2 separate regions of the Homo sapiens genome follow, and region 1 is linked to region 2. The links are chromatin loops, found by intact Hi-C in ENCODE. Cell type or tissue: CD4-positive, alpha-beta T cell. All regions are shown on one strand. Links, peaks and the distances in the headings refer to the core of each region. The heading gives the core; the rest is flanking DNA.

Region 1 (16,075 bases), core at 5,064-13,063, 150 kb before region 2:
GACCTTATTTCTTAAAAAAAAATGTTAAAAACTAGCCAGGTGTGGTGGCACATAGTCCCAGCTACTCAGGAGGCTGAGGCGGGAGAATTGCTTGAGCCTGGGAGATTGAGTCTGTGGTGAGCTGTAATTGTGCCACTGCACTACAGCCTGAGTGACAGAGTGAGACCCTATCTTGAAAATAAATAGATAAGTAAATAGAATCAGAAGAGAAACAAACTGCAAGGGAAAAATAGAAAATTTTCAAATAAGAGACTATTTAAAATTTTAAAACTGGCAACAATAAAAACTAGCAGACTTTATTGAGCATGTAAAGTTCAGACTTTATTGAGCATGTAAAGTTCAGAAATAAGGTATTGTAAATTATGAATGAACACTACTCATGAAAATAAAACAGGTATTTATTCTTATCAAATTCACAACTTGAACTTCAAGTCAGATTCAATCTTAGCAACTTCAAATTATCTGGTAAATGATTCTTTAGCTACTGTATTAGTCCATTCTCATACTGCTATAAAGAACTACCTGAGACTGGGTAATTTATGAAGAAAAGAAGTTTAATTGACTCACAGTTCTGCAGGTTTAACAGGAAGCAAGGCTTGGAGGCCCCAGGAAACTTACAATCCTGGTGGAAGGTGAAGGGGAAGCAAGCACCTTCTTTACATGGTGGCAGGAAAGAGAGAGAAGGAGAGTGAGGAGGGGAAGTGCCACACACTTTTAAGCCATCAGATATTGTGAAAACTCACTCACTATCATGAGAACAGCATGGGGGAAATCCACCCCCAAGATCCAATCACCTCTTACCAGGTCCCTCCCTCAACACTGGGAATTATAATTCAACAGGAGATTTGGGTGGGGACACAGAGCCAAAGTAAAAGTGAGATAGAAAAGAGAATTATTCATATCAAATACATAATTCAGAAGGAACAAATGTAACTCTGGGCTGCACCTTGCAAGATAGAGAAAATTATATCCATGAAATCAGCAAACTGGTCAAAAAGTTAGAACTTCTGGAGTGTCACTAGGTTTGTTGGATAATGATTCTGGAAACTGATCCTACTCCTTTTGACAGCATGAGATTCTTTGCGGCAAAACAAAATGTGCTTCAAATTAATCATTATGATTTTTCCTCAGATAATCATAACAGAAAATTTGCTATTTCATCTGTATTAGTCCCTTTTCACACTGCTATAAAGAAATACCTGAGACTGGGTAATTTTTAAAGGAAAGAGGTTGAATTGACTCACAGTTTTGCATGGCTGGGAAGGCCTCAGGAAACTTACAATCATGGTGGAAGGCAAGAAGCAGGCACCTTCCTCACAAGGCAGCAGGAGGGAGTGAGAGCAAGCAGGGGAAATGGCTGATGCTTATAAAACCATCAGATCTGATGAGAACTCACTCACTATCACGAGAACAGCATGGTGGGGGGGATCCACCTCCATGATCCAATCACGTCCCTCCCTGTACACGTGGGGATTACAAGTCCCTCCCCTGACACGGGGGGATGACAATTTGAGATGCGATTTGGGTGGGGGCACAGAGCCAAACCACATCATTATCTAACACTAGTTCTTCTAAAAAGAGGGTATTAAGCATTACTTTTTATTCTGTTATTTTGACATCTAGGGTCTTACTGACTGTTGGGAGACTGGCCCTCCACAGGCTAGCCAGCCAATTCCTAGGGAGAGTAAAGGACTCGTCTGTGAGCTGTCTTTCATATGCTAACCTACTGATCCAGAGCCCGTATCCCACATCCTGCTCTTACACTCAAGGCCACTATCCACCTACCCTGGTCACCCCAGAGCCAGGTACCAGGCAACTAGGGACAGCCCCTATACCCCTAGAGACCACTGAAATTATTCAAACTAGCCAATTCTAAACCTGCTTACCCTGCCTCATCTGTTCCTTCCTGTAGAAACCACAGTACAGGCTCTTGCATATGTTTTCTCCTCACTCCTTTTGCTTCTTGACCAACCCTGGTGCTTACCTGTGTGGCATGTCCTCTTGTATTAGTCTGTTCTCAAGCTGCTAATAAAGACATACCTGAGACTGGGTCATTTATAAGGAAAGAAGTTTAATGGACTCACAGTTCCACATGTCTGGGGAAACCTCACAATCATGGCGGAAGATGAAGGAAGAGCAAAGGGAAGGCTTACATGGTGGCAGGCAAAGAGGGCTTGTGCAGGAGAACTCCCATTTATAAAACCATCAGATCTCGTGAGACTTATTCACCACTATGAGAACAGCATGGGAAAGACTCACCCCCATGATTCAATTACCTCCTACTGGGTCCATCCCACGACACATGGGAATTATGGGAGCTACAATTCAAGATGAGATTTGGGTAGGGACACAGCCAAACCATATCACCTCTCTTCTTGGAACTGTGAATAACAAACTGTCTTTTCAATGGCAGTCATCTCCTGATCTGTTGGCCTTAGCATACCTGAAGAATAAAACCTACATTTTAAAGCGCAGAGAAAGACCCTGTAGAAACTGGCTTTTATATTCTAAGTCCAAGGAAAAGCATTTTTGTATTCCCATTATGTGTCTGACAAACCTAGTTTTCAGGATTATCTTTGGCCAAGGTGTGTATTGATGACTAACTAAACTAGATTCTGCACTAGAATTTAGTAATCTAGATTCTTCATTAAAGGAATATGAAACATCACATGTGCATAAAAAGGAAGCACATATGCAATTACTAAAACTGGCGGGAAAAGGTGAGTAGGTTAGTCAACAGTTAACAATTGATGATATTGAAAAATAGTAAGTCAATACTGGCTAGGAATATTGGCTTAAATTGCTTGAAAAACAACAGTATTAAGCCAAGAATTTTTGTGTCCTCTTTAAGCAATCTTTGCTTAACTGACTGCACAATGTCTAAAGAAAACAATGGAAAGTACTATAAATGCTTTTGAAATTTGGTGCTAGAATGGCCAAATAGATAAAAACAGGGAGGCAAATGATTATTATCTCAGATGGATAATATTGATAATAATGATTGTAATATGAAAATATTACTATCATTCTTTACCTATAAATTCAAAATAGAATTTATAGGTAAAAAATTCAAAGTAAAATTTATAGGTAGAAAAATGATTGTAATATTTTCAAAAAAGAAATTTATATTTGGTTCAATTTGATCATCAGAGACAAATGTTATTTCAACTAACAGTTATTATATGTATTGTTGAACTACCAGAAAAAGAAAACAAGAAATTTGATGTGAATATTTTATTCATTTTATACCTTTTGTAAAAAGCATAGCTATTGTCTTTAGTGATATGGGGAGTTGAGCACCTTTCCATATGCTTATTGGCCTCTTTTTTGAAGTACTTGCTTGTTTTCTGACAATTTCTGTATTCGATGTCTATTTCTTTCTTTTTTGTTTTTTTTTTTTTTTTTAGAGATGGGGTCTCACTGTGTGGCCCAGGCTGGTCCCACACTCCTGGGCTCAAGCAGTCCTCCTGCTCAGCCTCCCAAAGTGCTGAGATTACAGGTGTAAGCCACCATGCCCAGCCTAGATGCCTATTTTTTATTAATTAGTTCTTTATATATTCTAGGTACAAATCCATTGACTGACTTTTTATATCTACTCAGTGCCTTGCATTTTTAGTCTTAGTATCTGTGATGAGAAATTCAGAATTTTAAACTGTTAATGTAGTCCATTTTAATCAATCATATCCTTTATCATTGGTAGCTTTTCTGTCCCATTTAAACCATCTTTTCCTTCCCTGAATAAACAAAAATATTCTATGATTTCTTCTAGAAGATGTATTGTCTTTTTAGATGGGGACTTACAATTTATTTAGAATTGAGTTTTGTGTATGATGTGAGGTAGGGGTCAAGATGTGGATATCCATTAGGCTATCTGTTTATTGAAAAGGTCATCTCAGCTAGGCATGGTGAGTCATGTCTGTAATCCCAGGCAGTTGGATCACTTGAGTCCAGGAGTTCAAGACCAGCCTGGGCAATGTAGTGAGACCCCATCTCAAAAAAAGAAAAAGAAAAGGTCATCTCTTCCTTCCTCATTGCTCTGAAGTGCCACCTTTGTCATAAACATATTATGCTGGTTTATTTCAAGGGAGTTTTCTGATTTGATATAAATGGGTACATGGCATGAAATTGACTTCTCTTTGATTTAGATTCCCCTCTCCTTGGGCCTCCATGTGAATTCAATACAGGAGTTGTTTGGGGGTTTAATTATTGTCACTAGATCATCAGAGAGTGTATTCACGTAGTATATCAATTAGCTTTCAAGGTAAAGTACAAATTCTAATTTCTGGATGGATCAGAACTTTCTTCCAACTCTTACCTCACGCCTTTTTCCTTCTGCAGACTGCAGTTATAAAGATGTCGGGAGTGTTCTAGTTGGTTATCTGTCTTCCATGTTCACAAACTTCCTACAGGCCCAAATTGCTTATCTTTTTGTCACAGTTTTATTGATATCTTCTTTTTCCTTTGACCATTCAAAAGAATACCCACTCCCTCAGGAGGGCTGAGCTAAAGCTGGGGACACCGGAGCTAAATAAAGACACATAAAAGACTTATTCCTAAGGCTAGGCATGGTGGCTCATGCCTGTAATAATCTCAGCACTTTGGGAGTCCCAGATGGAAGGATTGCTTAAGGCCAGGAGTCCAAGACCAGCCTGGGTTAAATGGTGACACCCCCTATCTCTACAAAAAAAAAAGTTTTTAAAAAAATAGCCAGACATGGTGGTGCATCCCTATAGTCCCAGAAACTCTGTAGGCTGAGGTGGGAGGATCGCTTGAGCCCAGGAGTACAAAGTTATAATAAACTGTGATAGTGCCAATGCACTCTAGCCTGGGCAATGGAGCCAGACCCCATTAAAAAAATTAATAAATAAAGACATTCCTTAGTGATTTTCCAGTGAGGAAGTGGGGAGGCCATCCAGGTCTGTCTCTATCCAGAGAACCCAGCAGTTGAGGACAAATTAAAACTTCCATGAGGCTCAACGTCCAGCAAACATCTAACTTAATTCCACTTCTCAAAGTTCCTTTAGTTCTTGGGCTTACCACATCTCCAAATCCACCAAAAGACAAACATAGCCAATTAGAATATCAGAAAGGGCCAAATTAAATGCCGAAACCCAAGAGGGAAAGTATGCCAAACTGAACAACTTTTACCTGTCTAGTTCAAGTTGGGTAATTTCTAGAAGTCCAGGAGTCATTAACGAAACCTCTTGGGACCCAAAATTTATTCTCCAAAAGACACAGATGCAGCTGAAATCGTTGATAAAAACCAAAACGGAAACTAGTAGGACTTTTTAATTTCTCTGAAGTGTAGTGCACACATGTAGATTTGTGCACAAATTAACATGCTCTTCAGATGCGTCCAGTGTAGGTGAGCAACAGAGCAGAGGCCCACACTGGGATAATAGCCTAGGCAGAAGCTCACAGCCTGAGTAACAAGGCAGGGCAAATTTACAGTTCAGATAGCTATGGGTAAAGTCCAGGTTGAAAATCTGTGAAACTGGATTCACTACTCTTTTCTGAATCTGTGTGACAAGTTCAAAGTTCAAGGAGCAGTGCAGAGGGTACACATCTACCTATGTGACGACAGGGCAGAGAACTCAGAGCCGGGAATCTAGGAAGATGGAGACTGAAAGCAGAGCCCTTCCCCCCTCCCACTACTTCTCCAGTATAAATGCATTTCTGCAAACAGACCAGCCAGGACCATGAACAGAAAAAAAAGTTTCTCTGGGCCGGGAGCAGTGGCTCACGCCTGTGATCCCAGCACTTTGGGAGGCCGAGGTGGGTGGATCACGAGGTCAGGAGTTCGAGACAAGCCTGGCCAGCATGCTGAAACCCTGCCTCTACTAAAAATACAAAAATTAGCTGCGCATAGTGGTGCGCACCTGTAATCCCAGCTACTCGGGAGGTTGAGGCAGGAGAATCGCTTGAATCCGGGAGGCAGAGGTTGCAGTGGCCGAGATCGTGCCACTGCACTCCAGCCTGGGTGACAAAGCAAGACTCTGTCTCAAAAAAAAAGAAGAAAGGAAAAAAGAAAAAAAAAAAGGAAAAAAAAGTTTCTCTGAAAGTAGGTAGCTTGACAAGCAACCGTTTAAATAGCTCAGTGGTTCTTGACCTTGGCTGCACCCTGGCAAGTTTTGAAACAGGGTCTCACTCTGTTGCCCAGGCTGAAGTGCAGTGATGCGATCTCGGCTTACTGCAACCTCTGCCTCCCAGGCTCAAGTGATTCTCCCACCTCAGCCTCTCAAGTGTCTGGGATCTCAGATGTGCGCCACCACACCCAGCTAATTTTTTGTGGTTTTTATAGAAGCAGGGTTTCATTCACCATGTTGCCCAGGTTGGTCTCAAACTCCTGAGTTCAAGTGATCCTCCTGCCTCAGCCTCTCAAAGTCCTGGGATTACAGGCATGAACCACTGTACCCTGCACCTCTGGCAAGTTTTAAAAGTACTGATGCCTGGGCTCCACCTGCTCCTGTGATTTGGATTCAATTGGTGTGGGATGAAGCCCCAGTGTAAGTAATTTTTTTAAGTTATCCAAGTGATTCTTAACGTGCGGTCTGGGTTGAGAGCACCCGAATTTAATTTAAGCGACTTTGGACAGCAGTCATCCGACCACAGCTTAAACAGAGAACAGTCCCCAAGAGTGTGGGGCCAAACTGCTGGGAAAGACTTTTCAATGATTAGATTCAGGGTGAGTTGATTAAAGGAATACTCGAAGATTATGCAGCAAAAGATCAAGTTGTACCTAGGTGTTCACTTATTTTAAAGCTTGTACAAAACATTATCTGACAACTTGACTAAAGTTGTTTAACCTAGTAATTTTTTTAAAGAGGGTTTTGTTATAATAAAATGTGGGGAGAACATCTCATGACTCCAATAAACTCAGGCTTCAATACCATGGGATATGAGGTATGGGGTAGTGGAATAAACATGAGCTTTGAGAACAGAACAAAGTAGGTATAAAACCTGTGCTGCCAGTTTTTAGCTGCAGGACCTGAGGTGGCTCACTGAAGCTTTCTGAGCCTGGAGTACTTCATCTGTAAGATGGGGATGATAATACCTGTTTTTTAGGAAGCTTGTGAGGATGAAATGGGATGGCGTATTTAAAGCATGTTTGTTGGTTAGACTCTTTGATGTCAGAGCCACCTGGGTTAATTTGGGTTTATGGTGAAGATGCTCAGGGAAGGTAACAGTCATGAGCCCTAGCTGGAATTCCTTGGGGCTACTGTACTGTCTTTGGGATGGGAGGCAGTCCTGGCCACCCCCACATCAGGCATCATTCATTCTGGTGTTCTATCATAATCATGGTTCATATACTTTCCATGTCTTTTCTTTGACTGTGGATGAAGGGTCTCTTCCCTGTTTTATTTTGGAAGTCCAATTAGCTGGACCTGCTACCCTCCTGTATAGGAGCCCTGCTTACTACAGCTTCCACCCCAGGCCACTTCACAGGCTTCTGGCTGACCCTAGATGGCTGCTCAGGGAGAGTGGTGAGGTCACATGGCACCGAGCTTGCATGGGGAGCCTTTGTGCTTCCCAGAAGGGGAGTCGATGGCAGGCAAATGTCTGGTCTGGCCTGTGGTTCTGTTCTGCGTGTTCCAGCCCTTAGGAGCTCACTAAATAGCAGCTGGGCCAGGCGCAGTGGCTCACATCTGTAGTCCCAGCACTTTTGGAGGCTGAGGCCAGAGGATTGCTTAGGGCCAGGAATTTGAGACCAGCATGGGAAACAGCTCAAGTGATCCACCTACCTAGGTCTCTCAAAGTGCTGGGATTATAGGCATGAGCCACCATGCCCAGGTGGCTGTTATAGTACATTGTGTTTTATCATTGGTAAAACTGTTTTTAAATTTTGTAATATCTTTTCTTAGGTATTTTAGATGAAATATTAAGTTTGGTTGTTCCATAGCATTCCTTCAATATCTTTTATATGATATCTATTGGGGAATAGAGAAGCCTCATCTCTATTAAAAAATAAAATTAGGCCTGGCATGTTGGCTCACGCCTGTAATCCCAGCACTTTGGGAGGCCAAGGCAGGTGGATCACGAGGTCAGGAGTTCAAGACCAGTCTGGTCAACATGGTGAAACCCCGTCTCTACTAAAAATACATAAATTAGCAGGGTGCAGTGGTGGGCGCCTGTAGTCCCAGCTACTCAGGAGGCTGAGGCAGAAGAATCACTTGAACCCAGGAAGTGGAGGTTGCAGTGAGCCGAGATCTTGCCACTACACTCTAGCCTGGGTGACAGAGCGAGACTCCGTCTCAAAAAAATTAAATTAAATTTAATTTAAATTAAAAAGAAAAAAAAAAGACCAGTTGTGGTGGCTCATGCCTGTAATCCCAGCACTTTGGAAGGCCAAGGTGGGCGGATCATTTGAGGCCAGGAGTTCGAGACGAGCCTGGCCAACATGGTGAAACCTGGTCTCTACTAGAAATACAAAAATTGGCCCGGCGTGGTGACACACACCTGTAATCCCAGCTACTCGGGAGGCTGAGACACAATAATCGCTTGAACCCGGGAGGTGGAGGCTGCAGTGAGCCAAGGTCGCACCACTGCGCTCCAGCCAGGGCAACAGAACGAAACTCTGTCCGTCTCAAACAAGGACAACAAAAAAGCAGCTGAAATGTCAAAAACCCTTTTTTTGTCTGGCTATGACTCAAAGTCCCCACTAGAGGGCAGGAAACTTACATTTAAGATGGATTTTATGTTCTAAAGGTTAATAAACTGGATAAATGATAATGATTATTGAAATCATAGTCATAGGTAACAATTGTCGCACACTTTCTAAGATCCAGGCACTCCTCTAAGCACTTTATATGCATTATAGTATTTAAGTTATTTACTGTATTCTCTTTACCTACTTCTTACCATAAATTGTAGCCATGCAATTATCAGTTAACTTGCTCTTCACTTCTGTCCCCACCACTGGACTGGAAGTTCCATGAGGATAGTGTCTGTTTTATTCACTATTCTATACTTAGTACTGTGTCTGGAATATTGTAGTGGCTGAATAAGTACTTGTTGAATGAATAAAAGAATCCTGACTTCAAAACCAAAAGATGGGGGCTGTTTTTTTTTATTTGTTTATTTTTTAGTTTCTGGGACAGGGTCTAACTCTGTCTCCCAGGCTGAAGGGCAGTGGCACAGTCATGGCTCACTGCAGCCTCAGCCTCCTGAGCTCAAGCGATCCTCCCAAGCAGCTGAGACTATAGGTGCACACCACCATGTCCGACTAATTTTTGTATTTTTTGTAGAGAGGGGTTTTGCCATGTTGCATAGGTTGCTCTTAAACTCCTGGGCTCAAGTGATCCACCTACCTCGGTCTCTCAAAGTGCTGGGATTATAGGCATGAGCCACCACGCCCAGGTGGCTGTTATAGTACATTGTGTTTTGTCATTGGTAAAACTGTTTTTAAATTTTGTAATATCTGTTCTTAGGTATTTTAGATGAATTATTAAATTTGATTGTCCCATAGTGTTCCTTCAATATCTTTTATAGGATATCTATTGGGGAAATCTCTGTTCTTTTGTAGAAAATTGACAGGCATTGTCAAACTAAAATAAATAAGGACCTCCTTATAGATTAAGAGCTAATTTATTATCTTGGTAATGGGTATTGTAATTATCCGGAGGAATTTGTGGATTTATATTCAACAAACGCTGACCTCATGCCAGACACTGTTCTAAAGACTGCATCCTTACAAAGTTTCTATTATTAGGTCCATTTTACGGATGAGGAAACTGAGGCACAGAGATAGTAAGGAACTTGCCCAATATATCACAAGTAGTAAATTGAACAGCTGGAATTCAAACTCAGGTATTCTGGCTGCGAACTCCAAATACATAATTGCTATGCTGCCTCTAAATTTCACTTAATGATTTTATACAATTATTACAAAAAGCAACAGCTTCATTGGTAATGATTCTGATAGGACACAGAAAAATAAATCTGGGAGAACTTCTGTGCATTTTTTCTAATTGACTTTCAATCCATTTGAAATAATAGGGATGGGAAAAGAATTACAAATAGGTCAGAAGCTGTTGTTTCCTGTCCAAATCTTGTTTCTAGCCAGGGAGTTATTTTGCCAGCACATGATGAAAAATTATAAACTGTAATCCCCTTTCTAAAAGACCAAACACACTAACCAACTAACACACAAAAGCCAGCCTGCTATAGGGCAGAGCTCTTGGAATATCAACAGAAAAGCCAAAACATACAATGCAAAAATCTTTCAGTATCATCAAAATGCAACACAATTTCAGCCAAGTAAGTTTTGCAATAAAAATAACATACAACAATCATATGACCCAGTAATTCCATTCCTGAGTATATACTCCAAAGAATAGAAAATAGGTATTTAAACAAAAACTTAGCATGAGTATTCATATCAGCACAATTCACAATAGCCAAAAGGTGGAAACAACTCAAATGTCTATCAGTGAATGAATAGATAAACAATAAAAGATATATCCACACAATGGAGTATTGTTCAATCATAAGAAAGAGTGAAGTGTTGATATATGCTACAACATAGAATGAACCTTGAAAACATGATGAGTGAAAGAAAACAGAACAAAAAGTCACACACTGTATGATTCCACTTATTTGAAATATCCAGAGTAGTCAAATGTTTAAAGGAAGAAAGCAGAGTGATTGCCAGTGGCTGGGAACAGAGGGAAGGGAGAATGACTTCTTTTTTTTTGAGTCTCACTCTTTCACCCAGTCTGGAGTGCAGTGTCTCCATCTCGGCTCACTGCAACCTCCGCCTCCCAGGTTCAAGAGATTCTTGTGCCTCAGTAATCCCAGTAGCTGGTATTACAGGCGTGCACCACCATACTCTGCTAATTTTTGTGTTTTCAGTAGAGACGGGGTGTCTCCATGTTACTCAGGCTGGTCTCGAACTCCTGACCTCAGGTGGTCCACCTGCCTCAGCCTCCCAAAATGCTGGGATTACAGGCATGAGCCACCGCTGAGAATGACTTCTTAATGGATATGAGGTTTCTCTTTGGGGTGATGAAAATGTTTTAGAAGTAGATAGAGGTGGTGATTGTACAACATTGTGAATGTACTAAATGCTGCTGAACTGTTTATGTTAAATGGTTAAAATGGTGAGTTTTCTATAGTGTGAGTTTTACCCCACATAAATAAAAAGCTCAACCTACAACCAATTTTAAAATAAAACTTACCTATGTTTTAAGACTATAAAATATTCCATTTTTATGTACAATGACAACCTACAAAGATTTCTGCATCCTTTTGGTTAAAATGTAACCAATCACCAAGTGCTATCATTTGTTTCTTTTGCCTTGTGTATTTGCTAAGTGGATAGCAAAGATCAAAGAACTTTCAGAAGAGATATAGAAATACAGCCAGATACAGCTAAGATCTCTTTGAACATGATAATAATTGAGTGTGCTGAGCTGTGTCCCAAAGGTCTATAGAATAATAAATGCAAAAGATATCTTGGGTGAAAAGAGTCTGAATTATGCAGCATAACTTTTTTAAACATTCCCTCTATTTTCTTGAGTCTTGCTATTGCTTGGTGATTTAGGAATTAGGATGGGTGGCTGTACTGTGGATTGCTTATTTCGATATCCATTTAAATCTTTTATCTTACAAAGGCTGGGGAGCTTTTAAAAGCTACATTTCCCAGATTTCCTTGCAGTTAGGATTCTGGACATGCTTTGGGTTGAGCAATCAGCTGTGCTTTCCTAAGATTCTATGGGCAAAGAGGCAGGATGCAGGCGCCCATTTTGTAGGTGTGGTTCATGGCCCAGGTGGTGTGGTTTGGGGGCAAAGAGCTGTCCTAGAAGTTTCCTAATTTGGCAGGTGGTTTTCCTGTTCAGCAGCTTCAGCAGCAGTGGTAGTATACTCATACATAATCAGAAATATTCCAGTTATCTGTTGCTGTGTAATGAACCATCCCCAAACTTAGTGACTTAAAACAAAATTTATTATTACTTCTCATGGTCTAAGCATAAACTGGGCTCAAGTAGGTAAGCTTCCCTTGGGCTCTCTTATGACGTTACATTCAGATGTGCACCGGGCTACAGTTATTTGATGGCTCAACTGGGCTGGATGTCCTGGGGTCTCACTCTCTGGCAGTTGAAGCCAGCTATTGGCTGGGAATTCACCAGAATTTGGTGGCTGACGCACCTACCGTGACACACCTCACTGTGTTGTTCAGGCTGCCCATGACGTGGTGTCCAGGCTCAGAGGAGGCACATCCCAACAGTCAGCATTCCAAACAGCAGGAATCAGAAGCTGCCAGAAGCCGCAGTTAGGGCTACACCAGGAACAGACACAGAGTCATTTCTACCACATTCTGTTAGCCAAATGATACCACTCAACCAACTCACACTTAAGAAAGTGATACAGGCTCCACCTCTTGATGAGGGAATGGCAAGCTCAGTTGCCAAAGGGTATATGAGATGAAAGATAGTGTTTATCCATCTTTGGAAAAACTACAAGGGTAGAGGAAGAGTGGTCTGGAGGCCTAATGTTGCTCTTCCTGCTCTGCTAATAATTTTACCAGCACCAATTCCCCATGTGAAATCTCTTTCTGCTTAAATTAGCCAGACTGGGATCTGTTGACTACACCTGGATCCTGATCAAGGCTGGAGGTGGGACTTTACTGTCCCCAGGCAAATAGCATTCCAATATATTACTCTGTATGTAACTGGCATAGAGCAGTGACGCTCCGGAGAGGAAAAGCATTTGGAGTTGGAAAGTCCCTTGCTGAGTTTCAAGTTTCCCATCTGGAAAATGGGGATGATAATAATAATAATTTGGCATCTACTTTATAGAGTTAAACAGATTAAATGAGTCAACACATGCGCAATATTGTCACGTGCCTAGCACCTGGAAGGCAATGCTTGATGAAGTCCGTTTTGCTTGTTTGCTCAGCTCAAGCCGGCTCCCTCTCTTTGGTAATCGCTCTATCTGCAGGCACAGTGAAGTTAAGTAACTGGCCCAAAGGCATACTGCTAAGAGAGGACATCTTAGGCCGGGTGTGGTGGCTCACGCCTGTAATCCCAGCACTTAGGCCGAGGCAGGTGGATCACCTGAGGTCAGGAGTTCAAGACCAGCCTGGCCAACATAGTGAAACCCCATCTCTACTAAAAATACAAAAATTAGCCGGGTGTGGTGCCACGCAACTGTAGTCCCAGCTATTGAGGAGGCTGAGGCAGGAGAATCGTTTGAACCCAGAAGGCTGAGCTTGCAGTGAGCTGAGATCACGCCACTTCACTCCAGGCTGGGTGACAGAGCAAGACTCCAGTCACTTAACTAACCCAAAGGCACACTTGACTCTAGAGAGCAAGGGGAGAGTAGCTAAGAATAGGGAAGATAAGACGCAAACCCGCATAGTCTAGCTTCATAGTTCATGCTCTCAATCCTTACACTGTACCACTTTTTAAAGCTGAGAACTGAAGGTGTTTACAAGTTAGCTAGGGGACATGTGGTTGCTGCCAAGGATGGAAATATAATGAAGATACGGTTGAGGTGAAAGTAAGTAAAGGAGTGTTCTAGAAGACAAAGAACAGCACATACCAAAGCTCCAAGGAGGAAAAGACATTGGTGGAATTCAAGAAATTCCTTCAGAGAAGGCTAAAGCGGTGAGAATGCTTTTCTCCCCTCTTTCACATCATGGCACACCTAGAAAATGACACTATTTGTATAGATCACTGGAATAAATGCAGAAGCTGTTTGTGGCTGGAGACACCCGGCCCAGGAGTTGTGGGTCTCAGTCATAGGCATATCTGGAACCCACTTATAGGAAATCTTGTCTAGAAAGTAGAGAGCAAGGGGAAAGTTGACACAGAGACTGGAAAGGTGAGACAGACCCAAGACAGGCACAACCCCCTGGGCCATAAGAAGGATTTGAATGCGAGTTTGAGTGTATTGGGAGGCCACTGGAGGATTTAACTGGGAGAGAAGCCATGAGATCCAATTTGCTTTGTGTCTTTTGGAGAACACTAACTGCTGTGAGGTCAAAGGATCAATGGATGAGAGGACAGGTGTGGAAGTGGGAGGGAGGGGACAGGTAAGAGGCTGTTGCAGTAGTCTTGGAAAAAGAAATGAGGACAGCATAGGCTAGGTGGATGACAGTGGAGGTGGAAAGAAATACATGGATTTCAGGTATCTTTTTTTTTTTTTTGCAATTTCTTCCTCCTAGTTCAAGTGATTCTCCAGCCTCAGCCTCCCAGTGGCTGGGATTACAGGTGCCTGCCACCACGTCTGGCTAATTTTTTGTATTTTTAGTAGAGACTGGGTTTCACCATGTTGGTCAGACTGGTCTTGAACTCCTGACTCAGATGATCCACTCACCTTGGCCTTCCAAAGTGCTGGGATAACTGGTGTGAGCCACCGCACCTGGCCGGATTTCAGGTATCTTTTAGAGCTTGTATCTCCCAGGCCTAGAGATGGTTTGGGTGTAAAAGGTGAAGGAGAAAGGATAGTAATGTTTCTTCTCTCACAGTGTTCTCATGAGAAATTAAATTTAATTTTGTCCAGGTTCCTCAAAAAAGCTAAACATAGAATTATTATATAGTCCAGCTTTTCCAAAAGAATTCACAGCAGGAATGCAAACACACACTTGTATATCAATGTTCATAGCAGCACTATTCCCAATAGCCAAAAGGTGGAAACAACCCAAATCTCCATCAACAGATGAATGGGTAAACAAACTGTGGCCTGTCCATACAATGGAATATTATTCAGCCATAAAAAGGAACGAAGTTCTGATGAATGTTTACAACATGAATGGGCCTTGACAACATGTTAAGTGAAATAAGCCAGTCCAATATATTACAAATATTGTATGATTCCACTTAGGTTGGGTACTAAAGTCATAGGGACAGGAAGTATAGTAGAGGTTGCCAGGGATGTAGGGAAGTGGGGAGCATTATTTAATGGGTACAGAGTTTCTGTTTGCGATGATGGATACGCTGGAAATAATGGTGATTGTTGCAGGGCACTGTGAATGGATGCAATGCCACTGAACTGTACACTGAAAAATTGTTAAAATAGTCAATTTCATTTACACAAATATTACCATAATGAAAAAATTGATCATTTACATAGAGTGATTAGCACATATCTGACCCACTGCAGTTTTAGATCAATGGTTATAACTATTGTTTTCATATGTCTAGCCTAGCCTCTCTTTTTTCAGAGAGGAATCTCCCTTACTCTTAAGGCTGAGAGCTTTGAATTTTTTAGTCTGTCTGCCCTGAAGCACTTCTTGACATCCTGAGTCCTTCTTCGTCATACTTGGCTCTCCTGTGGACACTGTCATTCATACACCTGCAAATCACAGTCCACTCCATAGGACAAGGTCCCCTCCTCATTGGAACCAGAGAGAAGAGAGCACAGGGAAGCCTCCATCCCTTGCAATCTTGCCCTCTTGATTCTCTAAGGCTAGATCACTAGGCTTCAGGGATGGGATAATCTCAGAGCGAACTTATTATAGGGGAGAGGAAAAGTGAAAGAACAGGGTAACTCAAGTTTTCCTGGAGTCTCCAGTGGAAAGAACTCCAAACTGAAGTTCTTCACAAGAACAGGATCCACCACTCCTGTCCTGCCCCCACTGTATACTGGGCTGACCCAGCCTGCTGCTCTCAAGCCAGCTCCCTAAGGGATTCCTTCTTCAAGTCTCTGAGTCTCTACCCACCAATGACTGGTCTTTGTATGGACAGGGTTATTGTCTGAGTCATTCTCTCTGGAGTGGTACCCCAGTTGTGAGTGATACCTGTTGCCACTCAAGTCTCACAGAATAGCTGGATCCCCTGGACAGGAGTGGACCTGGAGCCTCTGGTCTAAGTTATTTTACTGGAAGCTCCAGGGAGGGCTGTAGGGATGCTGGTTCCGGTAATGAACTAACCTGCTACATTAAGCACAGTCTTATCTCTCAACCAGAATGGGACATTTCATGTTCCATACAGTTTACATATATACAGAAAAACAAAATATTCCCTAGAATCACAAGACATCTTATTCCTACTCCAGCGTCTCCAGCCCTGAACAACTTTGAAGCTTATTTCCAGTTCCTCTGAAGGATATACCTGGATAATGAAAGTCACCC
Region 2 (16,075 bases), core at 3,546-11,545:
ACTGTCTGAACTATCTATAAACACAAAATGGTGAGAAAATCACAGATAGCCAAGTGTTTGACTTAGAATGATCTTACTGACCTTGTACATATATGAACAAGTCCTACGAAGACTATATAAGGTTAGTTAATAACACAGTGATGGGCAGAACACAAGTATCTCCCAAATCACCCTCAGGCTCCTATCACTCAATAATACTACTTAAGTCTAAGGGAATTTTATAGACATAATTTTAGCCGAAATTTACCCACAAGAAACAATGGTAGTGCTAATTGGAAAATATGCCCATTTTCTATGTATCAGGGCATAGAGCAATCATTGCACAGGAAGATTCTTAAATGAAAAATAATTGATCTTCATTGAAAGAGAACTGAAAGAAGGAGGAGTTACAGAGGACATGTATCCATCCAAGTGACCAAGCATAGACAGGGAGAAAGTGAACTGAGTTATGAACTGTCAAAGACGTCAATAAGATAGACTACATCCTGGGAGCCATGAGTAGAGGTGGCCCTCAGTAAGTGGCAGGCTTTCCAAAGTCAGAGAAGATCTTTACCAATGTAAAAAAGTGAAAAGCTATATTCCTGTTAGTCATTTCCTTGGGAGAAGAAAATAACATTTGGGACCTCGCTAAAGCAACCATAAGAATTTTATTTGTATCCTCTATTACATCTCTAATAGTAACTATTTACTGAGTACCTATCAGACTCTCTAAATGTTGAGTTCAACTACATGAAATTTCTAATATTCGACCATTTGACCTATAAAAGTGGCAATTTCAGATGGGTTCTACCAATTCTTTTTTTTTTTTTTGAAACAGAGTCTCGCTCTGTTGCCCAGGCTGGAGTGCAGTGGCATGATCTGGGCTCCCTGCAGCCTCCGCCTCTCGAGTTCAAGCAATTCTCCTGCCTCAGCCTCCCACATAGCTGAGACTACAGGCACGTACCACCATGTCTGGCTAATTTTTGTATGTTTTTAGTAGAGGCGGGGTTTCACCACGTTGGCCAGGCTGGTCTTGAACTCCTGACTTCAAGTGATCCACCCACGTCAGCCTCCCAAAGTGCTGGGATTACAGGCATGAGCTACCACACCTGGCCTCTAATTTCTAATTCGAAACTTGCCGGATGGGTATTATTCCCAGTTACAGACGAAAAAAACAGAAATGCAAAGAGGAAGAGTAGCACGCCAAAGGTCATGAAGACATCAAAAGTGCCATGTTCTGACTGGGGTCGCATAGATCCCAAAGCCAAAGGTCAGGCTCCTCTCTCTATGGTACAGCATGGAGTCATCTGAGTTAGTTCAGGCAGCTAAACATGTATTAAGCAGAACACAGAGCTTCAATCATCCCAGTGAGCCTACTAAGTTTTAAAACAGATTTTCTGCCAATACCCAGCTTATCACAATTGACCAACTTATACTTTTCTCAGTCCTCTGGTCTGTAAAAATGAGAGGATCGACTGAAAGAATTGGTGAGGCTCTTTTTTCATTTTCTAAAATTTGAATAATCACAAATAAACAGAGATTTTAAAATTTAGTTTCTAAAACTTTTTAGTTTTTAAATTTACTTTTTAAAATTCTTTTTAAAATAGTCATTGTTCTTTGGAAACTACCCAAACAATATAAAATAGTTTAAAGTAGAAAGAGAAGATCTCCCCTCTCCCCTAATTTCAGTGGTCTGTCTGCATTTGGAATTTTGCCATATGCAAGCATGTGACCTTGAACCATTCCCGTAGCTTCTCTGAGACTGCATTTCTTTGAGTGCAGAATGGGACTGGACAATGTCAGCTCTGCTTCCTCTCAGGGGAAGATGAATGTATGAGAGTAGGTGAAAGTGTTTCCACTATGGGTTTTGTACTAGGTTGTCAGTACCGCTCTGCTAGGAGTCATGGTCACAAGCTTCCCTCTCTGGAGTTTTCCAGGATGCCCCTCCAGTGGGGATGGCCGCCAACCCTCTTCCTCTCCTGGGTCTCACGATTACTTAGCAAGCAGCCTCCCTCCATGAGTCAGGACAATAAGGGTTGGGCATCTTGAGCTAATCAAGTGACATTAGAAAAACGGAAATAGCCGCCTGATTATGATTTAACCGAAGTAAAAATTCTTATAAAACTATCTCTGAATCATGTTTGCATCACTGCTGATAAATCATACCAGGCGGAAGCCGGTGCATGTGACTGACCACGGGGACTCACTCTGTTGCAGCTCCACCTCCAGCTCACTTGTACCCCAAAGACACAGGTTCTGCAAAGCAGATGGGCCATGTGGAAGCTGTTGTTCCCTCAGCGCCTCCTGGTTCTCCTTCCTAGTCCTCATCCCAGGGTTTTAGAGTTAAGAATCCGATAAGCAAATGCACACGTCATTTAATCTCAGAGCTGACAGAGGCCCACAAGATCGTCTAGAAATTTACACCCCTGAACATGAACATGAAAACAGCTGAAGGTTCTGCCCCATCAAGAATATGGAAGGGTTTCAATTAACCACATTAACAAGCCACAAGAATGACATGGAGTGGCCTTAACATACTAAAAATGAACCTGTCTCATGATCAAAGGATATTTCTCTTCTGTTCCTGGGACAAACAAATGTTTTGAAGTCAACTAACAGGCATACACAAATGAAAATTAGTATCTGTAGTTTTCAAAACACTTTTTGCAGATCAACTCATTTGATGTTGAATGGTTGGGAGCAGAATTTATATTTATTGAAAACAGCATGCGCCAGCCATGTCGGACTTGTTACTGAACTTAATTCGTAACAGCAGCAGCTAATCATAGGTATTACTGGTCCTATTTTGCAGTTTACAAAACCAAGGTTTTGACAGGTGGAATAACTCAATGGGTTCATTGTGGCCTCCCTACCTCTACTGGGCTCTTTCCCCACAACCTCTTCTTCTTAGAGACCTTTGATCTTGGTGCATCTGTGAATTACACTGTGGCTTCAGAAAATAAAACATTTTGCAAATTAAGTCAAGGTAACACTGAAAAATGTCAGCTCCCTTCCTACACTAGGGTTTCATTTCTATACTGTAAGATCCTTCCATAGTGAACAGTCCCACATTCTCCCAATCAAGGGCTAATTATCTCTGGCACCTTGTTAACCCAGAGGTGTGGCAAACCAAGAAAGAAGTTCTCTTTTAAGAAAGTTCCAGGCTGGGTGTGGCAGCTCATGCCTATAATCCCAACACTTTGGGAGGCCAAGGCAGGAGGATCACTTGAGGCCAGGAGTTCGAGACCAGTCTGGGCAACAAGGCAAGACTCTCTCTCTACAAAATAATTTAAAAATTAGCCAGGCATGGTGGCGCACACCTGTGGTCTCAGCTACTCGGGAGGCTGAGGTGGGAGGATCGCTTGAGCCTGGGGGAGATGGAGGCTGCAGTGAGCTGTGATGGCACCACTACACTCCAGCCTGGGCAACAGAAGGAGACCCTGTCTCAAAAAAAAATTAAATTTTTTTTTTTTTTTAAAAAAGCTCCAATTTTGCCCTCAGTAGAGAAAACCTCAGACCCACCACTAGAGCAAACCTCAGACCCACCACTAGAGCAGAGATTCCTATATCATCTCATTATTTGCATGATATTAGCATGCTGTGTTACCAAATCCATTGTCATTCCCCTCAGCAACTACCACCACCCATACCCCTTATTTTCATGCTATTCAGTTGCCTCCTTAAAGGGAGAAGTACAGAAGCCTCATCAGGAAAACAGAAAAAGAACAGAAAAACAAAATCAGCCAAGTGAAATCTGCTGGAGACTTTGTCCTCCTTAATCCATCATGAAAGTTTACTTAACTAAGATACAAATCCCAAAAGGATTACACATTCCATGTTCTGTCATTCTATCTGCCCCAAGTTCTACTGATATTCAAAATTATCTTACCAAAAAAAAAAAAAAAAAGAGTTTGGAACATAAGCAAATACAACTCTAAACCCAATCTGGGAAATTCTTACTTGCTAAATGCTCACTTGCCTAAAAGCCACACAAATTGTATTTCAATCACTGCAGCCTCGTCATTATTCTTAAAAGATTTTGTCAAAATGAAAGCATCAAAATTTAAACAGACAAAATTAACCTCCAAGTTTCATGTTTGTTTTTAATGACAAATATAAAAATAAATTTTAAGGCAGCACAACTACCTTACCTACTTCAGCAGATTAAGCAATTGCCAACATAAAGGAAATTGTTGATCAGAAATTCCATTAGAAAGACAACACCAAAATTCAGTTTTAGCCAGCATTTTCAGGAAAATTTTCATTCATACTAGTAAACAGAAATACAAAGCAATATCCGAAAGAAAGTTGAGACCTTGATACTTTTTGTCTCTCACAATGTTTACAGCTTACAGCTCAGCAACAGCCAGGGTGGAGGAGGAAATTCCTCTGTTCACACCCACCTGCCATTGATGCCTTTTTTAAGAGGACTGTGCACAATGTATTTTAAAAAATCTATTGTTGGGTGAAGGAGACTCACATGTTTTCTTCTTCTGGCTAATAATGCATTCAATTGCCTTGAAGTCAATGAACTCCTGCGTGGGAAATACCAAGCAGCAGCCAAACAGGAATAGATTAAGTAATGCACCAACCAGACGATGTGTTTGAAACTTACATTCTAGAAGACCTTTCAATAGTAAAATACTTCATTCAGCAAACCTTTTCAATTTCACTTTATTTGTAACTTTACAAAGTTTTCTTAATTATCATTGTTAGAAAAATGAGAGTATTTCAATATTTGAGATTTAAATAATCTAAATATGAAGTCCTTAATTGAGAGATCAGCCATGATAGCACTGTTCTCCCAAGAGAATGTAACCTGGCATCCTACTCTCGGTAATCTGCCCAGAGTTGGAGAAAGCTAACTCCCTCCTCAGTTCGATAAAACAGACTAACGTTAGAATGACTAATAGTCATTCTCCTTCCTCATTCTCTATCTTCCCAGTGCAAAGAAAGCCAGGCCATATTTATTATTATCTATTATCTGATAAAACCAAATGAAGAGCTCTCTCTTTCCTTGATAATGAGTCTCTAGAACTGAATACTTCTTTGCTAAAACTATCATAATCTGAAAAGGAGGTAAAATAGGAAAGGCATAACAGGCATCATGAATACCTGCAAAAACTGCAGCAAACAGATACTAAAGAGTATCTGTGGTCATTAAAAAGACAAGAACAATATATTAAAAATAGCCAAAATGTTAGTGGGCAATATGTTATCTCCTTTATATTTTAGTACTGAGTTCTAACCGTGTGCCAGCCTGTTTCAATCTTTACCTACTTTTTTTTTTTTTTAAGAGACAATGTCTTGGTCTGTTCCCCAGGCTAGAGTGCAGTGTTGTGATCATAGCTCACTGCCACCTTAGAACTCCTGGGCTCAAGGGATCTTCCCACTTCAGCCTCCCAAGCAGCCAGGACTACAGGTGTGCACCACCATGACCAGCTAAGTTTTTAAATTGTTTTTAGAGACAAGGTCTCACTATGCTGCCCAGGCTGGTCTAGAACTTCTGGGTTCAAGTAATCCTCCTGCCTTAGCCTCCCAAAGTGCTGGGATTACAGGCATGAATCACCACGCCCATCTTTTACTTACATTTACTCACTTAATCCTCTCAACAACTCTATGAGGTAAGTACTATTATCTGCGTTTTACAGATGAGGAAACTAAAGCTTACAAAGGTTCAATAATTCACCCAAAGTGACAAGGACAGGAAGTCACAAAGCCAGGATTTCAGCTTGGGCTCCTTAACTCTGCTTTAAGTCCATACTCTCTCTAAGCCATCCTCTTCCAGAAACTCCACACCAGCCATTTTGCAAATCTACACCTACGCTCATAGGATACATCTTAAAGTGTTGTCTCATACAACTTTTGCACCATGATTTACTTTTTCATGTATCTGTTCTTTGCATCTTTGCTAGGGATAGTGAACTTCTCCAAAGTAGGGAACTGGGGAACTCTTTTGATGCCTGGAGGACCTCATAGATGGATTAACCTCTCAAAAACAAGGGCAAGACAAAAGGTGGAAGCAACCCAAGTATCGAATGAATGAATGGATATACAAAATGTGGCATATAAACACAATGGGACATTATTCAATTTTTTTAAAGGAAGGAAATTGTGACACATGCTATAACATGGATAAACATTGAGGACATTATGCTAAGTGAAATAAGCCAGTCACAGAAAGACAAATACGTGATTTCACTTATATGAGGTTACTAGAGTAGACAACTTCATAGAGACAGAAAGTAGAATGGTGGTTGCCAAGAGCTGGGGAAGAGGAAAGAAGGAAGGGATAGTTATTGCTTAATGCATACAGTTTCAGTTTTGCAAGTTGAAAGAGTTCTGTGAATGGATGGTGGGGACGGTTGCACAATAATGTGAATGTACTTAATACCACAAAACTGGACACTAAAAAATGGTTTAGAGGGTACATTTTACATTTTATGTCACACAATTAAAATGAAAAACAGGGCAGGCACGATGGCTCACACCTAAGACCCCACACTCTGGGACACCAAGGTGGGAGGATCGCTGGAGCTCAGGAGTTTGAGACCAGCCTGGACAACATGGTGTGACCCTGTCTACAGAAAATTTAAAAATTAGCCAGGCATTGTGGTGCACACCTGTGGTCCCAGCCTCTCAGGAGGCTGAGGTGGGAGTATCGCTTGGGCCCAGGAGATCAAGGTTGTAATAAGCCATGATTGCACCACTGCACTCTAGCCTGGTGACAGAGTGAGACCTTGTCTCTAAATAAATAATGATAAATAAATAAATAATAAATAACAGACAAAAAAGGACAACAACTAGAACAAATGTCTACAGAAATGTCTTAATGTCTACAGCCATGCCTCCATGGGGCTGTCAGGCTGCTGTCACGGAAGTGCAGGAAGCTGGCCCTCCACCAGAAAGTCATCCGGCTGGTGTGACACCAAAGCTTACTGATGGGGACAAGCCATTCAACGCTGTCACTGCTATGTTTCCACAGCCTTGCAACCTGCAGGTCACCCTCAGAACAAGCCCTTTCTGACAGCTGTGGAAGCAAGAGGAAACATCAAACTCCCAAGAAAGTATGTCTTTAAGACCTCAGCCTCTTCCTGTCTCATAGGCTGGTCCTGTGGAGGGCCCTGATATCTGGTGCGCAATGCCAGAAGACAAGTCCAGGCATCCATCATTTCCCTTATCACGGGGCCACCGAGGTCCCAAAAATAATGAATGAGGGGTCGTTTCCACCTTGGAAATGTGCCAAGTCCACATCAAATTGCAAAGGAAACAATACTGAGAAGTGTGACAGCTTGGGATTCCTGCGATGACAGAGGTGGGACAATGAAGGAACTGCCCCAGTTCCGGGGCCAGAGAGCTGCCGTGGCAGTAAGAAGCAGTTCAACCCCATATCCTTCTCTTCAAATCACAGTCCTGTGGCTTCTGCTGAGGACATACCACTAACTACACAGGCTTGAACTCCTGGCTTCAAGCAATCTTCGCATCTCAGCCTTCCAATGTTCTGGGATTACAGGCGTGAGCCATCGTTCCTGGACTCACTTGAGCCCTCAAACACTTTCTGAGCCAATTCACTGCTGGGTGCCTAGGACCCAATGTGTTCCAGACCGAGGCTGGGCTAGGAGGTCGGACAGGAGAGGCACTTCCGTCTTGGGAAGATGAGCATACACACTACTAGGGGATTCAAGCTGAATTTTCTCTTTGGCTTCCAAAAATCGCCTTCTATTAACATTTTTTCTATCATAATCAATGTCTTCGTTTACTTCCACTCCTTCCTCCTCCTCCTTAGGTAGGCAGCCAGGCTTTTAACTCCTTGCTTCCAGGATCTCATATCAAGGAGATAAGATTTTTCTAGAGTTTTGTAAACATCTAAGCCATCAACAAGATTTGCAAGGTGTTCTAGAAAAGCTCCTTACCCCCTCCACCCCTGGGTGTTTCACTTTGGTCCGTGGAAGCTCCTAAGGGAACTGGCAAGGCTTCAGAGAAGAGGGGCTCCAGGTTCCCAGACTTACCAAGGATTTCCCTGACCTGTCCCATGCCTGCATGAACTGGTAAAGAGCCTCAAATGGGATGAACTGTGTGCACCCCTACCCCAACCCTTGCTCCACTTCCTATGTTGAAGCCCTAACCCCCAATACTTCTGAGTGTGATGGTATTTGGATACAGGGTCTTTAAAGAGGTAATTAAATTAAAATGAAGTCTTTAGAGTGGATGAGTCTAATATGACTGGTGTTCTTACAGAAGAGGAAATTTGAGCCAAGCGTGGTGGCTCACGCCTGTAATCCCAGCAGTTTGGGAGGCTAACGTGGGTGGATCACTTGAGGTCAGGAGTTTAAGACCAGCCTGGCCAACGTGGTGAAATTTTGTCTCTACTAAAAATACAAAAAAAAATTAGCTGGGCGTGGTGGTGGGCACCTGTAATCCCAGCTACTTGGGAGGCTGAGGCAGGAGAATCACTTGAACCTGGGAGGCAGAGTTTGCAGTGAGCTGAGATCGTGCCATTGCACTCCAGCCTGGGTGACAAGAGTGAAACTCTGTCTCAAAAAAAAAAAAAAAAATAGAAATTTGGACACAGATACATACACAGAGGAGAGACCATGTGAAGACACTGGGAGAAGACACCCATCTACAAGCCAAGACCTAGAACAGAACCTCTCCTCACAGCCCTCAGAAGCAACCAACCCTGCAAACACCTGGATCTTGGTCTTCTAGCCTCTGTCAATGGAAGAAAATGACAAGACAAATCTCAATCATTTTAGATTTATTTGCCAAAGTTAAGAACATGCCTGGGAGACAGATGTATGCCTTTCTCCAGAGATGATTTTGAGGATTCCAAATTTAAAGGAGAAAAGGTGGGATATTGAGAAGCACACAGTTTTCACATAAACAAAAGGGGCAGAGGAAAAAATGTGGAGAATCTGCATTTTACATAAGATAGCACAGACAAAATGGGGTAGGGGAACAATCAGATATGCTTTTGAGTCTGGCAGGGCCTGGGTGACTGCGCCTGTATAAGATAAACTATCAATTTGCATTGCCATGGTGAAGTTTTAACAGCTCACCAGGAATTTCCCTGTGGGCAAAATATAGGGAAGGCAGGTATTTTTTCATCTTGTAGCCATCTTATTTAGGAACCAAAGAGGGGAGGCAGGTTTGCGTGACCCAGTTCTCAGCTTGACTTTTCCCTTTGGCTAAATGAGTTTGGGGTCCCAAAATTTAACTTCCTTTTACAACTATATGAGAAAATAGATTTCTGTTGTTTAAACTACCCAGGCTGTGGTACTTTGCTATGGCAGCCTTAGCAAACTAATATAACACATGTGCTAGAAATCACTGTTGAAACCATTGTAGATAGGTGTTGGATGGACCACTTCCCACAACCTAGCACATTCTAAAACCTTAGGTCCTGCAGGTAATCCTAGGGTGGGTGTGTCTAAAAATAATGGGGTACATTTTCTTATAGTTGGACAGATTGAAGGCTTGGAGATAAAATTAATTTACATAAGTTTTAAAATGCTATTTTTTATGTGGTACATATACACCATGGAATACTATGCAGCCATAAAAAGGAATGAGATCATGTACTTTGCAGAGACATGAATGGAGCTCAAAGCCATTATCCTCAGCAAACTAATGCAGCAACAGAAAACCAAACACCACATGTTCTCACTTACAAGTGAGAGCTGAACAATGAGTATACATGGACACAGGGAAGGGAACAACACACACTGGGGCCTCTTGGAGGGGGTGGGGAGGGAGAGCATCAGGATAACTAGCTAATGCATGTAGGGCTTAATATGTAGGTGATGGGTTGATAGGTGCAGCAAAGCACCATGGCACACGTTTACCTATGTAACAAACCTGTAGGTCCTGCACATGTATCCTGGAACTTAAAATAAAATTTTTTTAATGCTATTTTTTTGTAAGCCTTTGTTTATGGACTGAGATTTATACCCCCAACCATAGTAAAAGGAGACAACAAGCTTAGTTTGTATTAAGCACTAAGAAGGCAGCATAGTAAAAACAGGAATGATTAAGAGACTGTCTCTAACCACTAGCCTATAGGGATTCCAAGCTTGGCTTTGCCACTAGCTGTGTACCCTTGCCCTAAACCCTTGTGTCTGTTTCTTCATCTGTAACAAAAAATTATAATAATATTTGTCTGGCATGTTGGCTTATGCCTATAATCCCAGCACTTTGGGAGGCCGAGGCAGGCAGATTACTGGAGCTCAAGAGTTCGAGACCAGCCTGGCCAACATGGTGAAACCCCATCTATACTAAAAATACAAAAATTAGCCAGGCGTGGTGGTGTGTACCTGTTGTACACATATATATATGTACACACACACATATATATATAAATAAATATATATATTTTATATATATATATAAAATAATGGTATCTCTATCAAAGGTTGTTACGGGGGTTAAATATGACAATCCACATATGACACTGGAAATAGGGCCTGACTTTCAGTCAACATTCATTATCAAGAAGCAGCTTAAACTCACTTTTATAACAGAGTATCTGTGCTTATGGAAGGTTAAACTCACTGAAAACACATAAAAATGTATAGTTTTTTTCAAAGTTAAGTTACACCCTTCTGAACAAAACTTGATCACAATGCATGCATGAAAATGGGCCCATGTTAAAGGTTCAAGGTTTTATTAAATTGTACCCATACATTGTATTATGTCTTCCTCCACTCTGTCCTTGGTTTGGATGCATTCTTCATAAAGCTGCAGTAATTGTTAATTTGTATTTGTTCAAGTATTTGCAAGTCAGTTGTACAATGATTCTTGTTAGCATATTTTCAGGCGGACTTTGAAAAGCATAACTTGTGGCAAAGAGGGTTTAGTGGATCTTGCAAGAGGTGACACACATTATCATGCCCAAGAGGACCCTTGTGGAGTTCATGAGACGTGACAAGGTACTTTAGAAGGTGTGGGCTGGGAGAGGAGGTTACCTTAACGGGACAAAGGTCTCTAAGGAAGAAGACATACAGGCAGAGATTGCCTTCAAAATTAAGGAACTGCAAAGTCAGGGAAATAGACCTTCAGACAGCTTACAAGTAGCTTAACTTGTAAGCTTAACTTAATATTTAGAGTAAAAACTCCTGCTGTAATCCCAGCACTTTGGGAGGCTGAGGCGGGTGGATCACAAGGTCAGTAGATGGAGACCATCCTGGCCAACATGGCGAAATCCCGTCTCTACCAAAAATACAAAAATTAGCTAGCCCTGGTGGCATGTACCTGTAGTCTCAGCTACTCGGGAGGCTGAGGCAGGAGAATGGCTTGAACCCAGGAGGCGGAGGTTGCAGTGAGCCGAGATCGCGCCACTGCACTCCAGCCTGGGCAACAGAGTGAGATTCCATCTAAAACAAACAAACAAACAAAAACTCCTGGACCTGTTGACCCTCTTTCCTCATGAGAGTGATGGAGACAGCAGCTGTCTCAGCACCAGTTGTCACCCAGCACAGTAACAATGCAAGGGGAAAAAAATAGGGCCTGTGGGCCTGACCTTGACCAATTCATCTCACTTTTCCATCTTCAAAATGGAATTAAAAACTATCCAAGGACCCCAAAGAGTAGTTGTCAGGCTAAAATAAAATTACCTGGCCCATCCCAGCACTTTGGGAGGCCAAGGTGGGCAGATCACTTGAGGTCAGGAGTTCGAGACCAGCCTGGCCAACATGGTGAATATTAGAAATACAAAAATTTGCCGGATGTTGTGGTGCGCACCTGTTGTCTCAGCTACTTGGGAGGCCAAGCCAACAGAATCGCTTAAACACAGGAGGCGGAGGTTGCAGTGAGCCGAAATCGCACCATTGCATTCCAGCCTGGGCAACACAGCAAGACTCATCTAAAACAAAAACAAAAACAAAAACAAAAACAAAAACAAAATACCTGGCCCCACAGAGGGCATTCAATCACAAATTACAATAATAAAAAGCCTAGTAGACCATCTTGCAGACACCCTGATCTCTGATTTTCTTCCTCTCATTTATGTACCTTTAAGACTGATATATTTTAAAAATTGTTTCTAATATTGATTCTCAAATACTTTTCTCAAGACAATTACTGTACTAAAAATCGATGACCAGGTGCCAAATCTTCCCTTTCTGAGCATAACTGATAATCCTCCATAGACACTGCTCTCATGATCTCCACCCCCTAGTCATTCCCCATAGCTCCCTATTTTTCTAATGCAGAGCCCTCTGGAGCAGATCAGATGGTAAGGTGGAAAAACACAGGCTTCCCACTCCTGGGAAGACACATTCCACTCTGGCCAGAAGCCTAGCACTCTGGCTTCTTCTGCCCTAGTCTCTGAGTCCAAAGGCCAGGCTTGAATGTTCTGCAGCTGGCCGGTCACTGCCCCCACCTCCTTTCACATCCACAGCCCCACATTTCCTTTGCAAAGGAGAATGAAAGTTATAAAAAGATGATGCATAGAAATTGCAAAAAGATTTTATTTTTCTTGGAATGCCTTGGTCTTAAATCCAGTTTGGGTTCCAAAACTTGTCTAGAATAACCTATTTCAAGGATAATGTCCATGAAAAAGTAGTAGAAAATGACTATTCTAGTACCAACAACTAAAGAAAGCAGGAGGACATAATAGAACAACAACAAAAACACCAACTCTGTTTTAGAATTCTGTACTTCGAGAAAGAGCAAGTTAATTTAAGAGTAAAAACAAGACAGCAGACATTTCTGGCAACTCTCAAAGGGACTCTCACAACTGGATGAATGACAGGAGCTCTTTATTGGATATAATTTCACTTCAAAACATTTTCCATCGGCTGGGCGCGGTGGCTCACACCTGTAATCCCAGCACTTTGGGAGGCCGAGGCAGACGGATCACTTGAGGTCAGGAGTTTGAGACCAGCCTGGCAAACATGGTGAAACCCTGTCTCTACCCAAAATACAAAAATTACGTGGGCGTGGTGGCACATGCCTGTAATCCCTGCTACTAGGGAGGCTGAGGCAGCAGAATCGCTTGAACCCAGGGGGCGGAGGTTGCAGTGAGCCGAGATTGCACCACTGCACTCCAGCAGGGCAACAGAGTAAGACTCCATCTCAAAAAAAAAAAAAAAAAAAACCAAAAAACTTTCCATCAGTATACAATAAGCATACTCATTTTACTTCCCAGTATTGATACAGGTTGCTGTTCAGCTCAGAAAAGGAAGAAAGAGAAGAAAAAAAGGGAGAGAGACAGGGGAGGGAGGACAGATCTTTTCAGATGTTCTGGGCCAGGATCTAAAGAGAATGGGAAGGAAGGAGGGAGAGAGGATATGTGTCCACCAGTGGAAGTGGCTACAGTGTCGTGGCATTGAAGGAGTTGAGTAAGAAACAGTGAGGTGTGGATCCACGCAGGCAGGGAGGAAAAGATGGTAGAAACAGCGCTTTGGTTCCCTTTACCAATTATTCATTATTTGCGTTCCTCCCCCAGCCTCCAGGTGGCACAACTGACCCAGCATATCCTGCTTGAGAACGGAAAGGTAGGACAAAGGCCAGGGCAAGTCTTAGGAATAAAATGAAGAAACAGAAGGCACTGTTGCCAGGCAGGATTGGGAATGGGAGGGAATGTTGCCTTGTAGCACCCTCAATGGTGGGTACTCAGTACATGCTTAGAAACTTTTCCACTGCATCCCTGATATTATTGTTTGAGAGTCTGACACTCTCAAAACTCTAATGGAAATCTTTCATGCTTCAGTTTAAGCTCTTTTTCTCTTTTCAAGTCCCAATAAAAATATTCCCATTTGCATAGCACACTGCAATTTGTATCAACTCCTTTAAGATCTACTTCCTAGAGATTTGCATACATCTGAGGCTACGAAACATATCTACAGGATGTGAATTCTACATCTAGACAATTAGACCAGGGTTTTTCAACATTGGCACCATTGATATTTTGTGCAGGATAATTCTTTGTTGGTGGAAGGGGGTGTCCTGTGTGTTATAGAGCGTTTAGCTGCATCCCTGGTCTCTACCCATCAGATTCTAGTAGCACCCTTCCTCCCTCACTGAGATAGACCAATGTTTCGGGTCCAGTCCATGGATTCAAGTCCTGAGTCTTGGCCAGGATGCATAGTTGTAATTGTCAGACTTTCCTCCTCTAAGCAGAGCTTCCTCACACAGTAACATGCTCAGGACTCATTAGGGATTTTGCTAAAATGCAGATTCTGATTAAGTAGGTCTGGGATGGGGCTCAGGATACTCTAGTTTTAACACGCTCCTGGATGACAGGAATGCTGCAGGTCCCCAGACCACACTTGGAGTAGCAAGCCCCTACAGCACTGGTTTAGTAAGAAAAGGAGAGGGCTGGGCGTGGTGGCTCACACCTGTAATCCCAGCACTTTGGGAGGCCGAGGCAGGCGGATCATGAGGTCAGGAGATGGAGACCACCCTGGCTAACACAGTGAAACCCCGTCTCTACTAAAAATACAAGAAATTAGCCGGGCGTGGTGGCACGCGCCTGTAGACACAGCTACTCAGGAAGTTGAGGCAGGAAAATCGCTTGAACCGGGGAGGCAGAGGTTGCAGTGAGCTGAGATGGCGCCACTGCACTCCAGCATGGCAGAGCGAGTCTCTGTTGCAAAAAAAAAAACAAAAAAACAAAAAAAAAAAAAACAGAGAAGGAGCTGGGTAGGAAAACTGACCTGACATTATGTAGCTGTGGGACCCCTGGATGGTTATGTGACTTCCAAATGTCTCAGTATCTCCATTTGAAAAATGCTGGTGACTATAAAGATTAAGTAAAATAGTGTAGGTAGGAGTTCAAGGTTGCAGTAAGCTATGATCACACCACTGCACTCCATCTGGGTGACACGGAGAGACCCTGTCTCTAAAAAAGTGGAGGTAAAGCAACCAACTTACCAGCCGACACTCAAGAAATATTAATTCCCTCCCACTTAGCTCCTCCTACCATCCTGCCTGGGAACCGCAAGGACAAGGCGTCCCTGGGAATTACAGGGAATTCCCTAGAAGGTAAAACTTAGTTCCTCTATGAATGGTGAGTGGAAAGGGAACGATCTCTTCTCTTTTCATTCCTCTATCTCAACACCCTCTACGCCACTCACACTATAACACCTGTCATCCTTTGGAGGCTATAGATGGTTTTGATAATGAAACATACCATAAAAATAATACTTAAAATGATATACACATTGTGATTCCATTCAAAAGCAATGCCTCCCACTCTTGAGTCCATCTCTGCCCTGCATTTAACACTGATCTGAACTATTCTTTGAAGGAAAAATGATTCCAAACAGGAATCATCAAGTGCTTTGGATATGATCTAAGTTTCCAAATACAGTCTGTTCATTTTTTCCCCCAAAATGAATAAATTCTGCTCATCTGTAATGTGTCTGAGGAAAATTCTTGCTAACCTTTGCAAGTATAAAATGTTCTGATGCAAAATACTAATAGGCCAAGCTAAAATATGGCTTTAGAATCACACAGCACATGGCACATGGACTCCACCTTGATTTTAATTCACGCACACAGAGTGCCTTTCAATTAGGGTTGAAAAGTACTTGAATTTTCTGGAATATTAACTAAGATTTATTCCTTTGGGAAAGTCATTCCTCCAACCCACCCAAATAAAAATGGCTAAACAATGATGTCTTTCTCCATTTGTAGGCGGTATCAAAAAACTTATGGGAGGCACCACTCCAGACAAAGTAAGATGCTATATTATCCCACCATGGGAATGACATCACGGTAATGTAAGCTGACGCAGTCAGCTGCACTGGGAGGCGGGCTGAAAACGGTCAGTTAACCACTGCCAGGAAAATGTGGTTTGGCCTTCCTCACACCTTCTACACACACCTCACCAGGTGGGAGCTCAGGAGGACTCTGGATGAGCTATGCATTAAGGCTGAAGTCAGGCAACTGTTGGGCGGGAAGAGGGGCAAATGAGGGTCCCTCCCTGCCCCCTACTGGGTGACGGCATGGCACCTTTCATGGGTCTGCAGGACCAGTCTCAGCTACTGAAAAAGTCTAGCTCAGTCCTAGCCCCACAGGTTTCCCACAAACGCCCTGGAAAGAGCCATGGAGTTTGGATAGGATGGCCACCTGAGGAATCCTCTCTCTTGCT

The links. Peaks named below come from ENCODE experiments on the same cell type or tissue, not always from the same donor. Only the 100,000 strongest peaks of a DNase experiment are listed, where the experiment ranks them.
Region 1: it touches region 2 in a loop (3-fold over the local background); 3 of 110 quality-filtered maps call a loop at or near these places.

The regions. Positions count from the first base shown.
Region 1 is chr9:110,210,420-110,226,494 of GRCh38, reverse strand. No RefSeq gene overlaps it. Among named protein-coding and RNA genes, the nearest start is that of C9orf152, 10 kb to the right of the region's middle. In CD4-positive, alpha-beta T cell, for the core only: CTCF peaks have their summits at 8,503 and 8,703 (motif pointing right); a DNase peak (open chromatin) is centred at 8,644.
Region 2 is chr9:110,055,899-110,071,973 of GRCh38, reverse strand. The region is part of intron 7 of PALM2AKAP2 (PALM2 and AKAP2 fusion); the gene reads right to left. Among named protein-coding and RNA genes, the nearest start is that of C9orf152, 140 kb to the left of the region's middle. RefSeq lists an enhancer at 1,635-2,834. In CD4-positive, alpha-beta T cell, for the core only: no CTCF peak of the experiment used is centred there; DNase peaks (open chromatin) are centred at 6,293 and 6,903.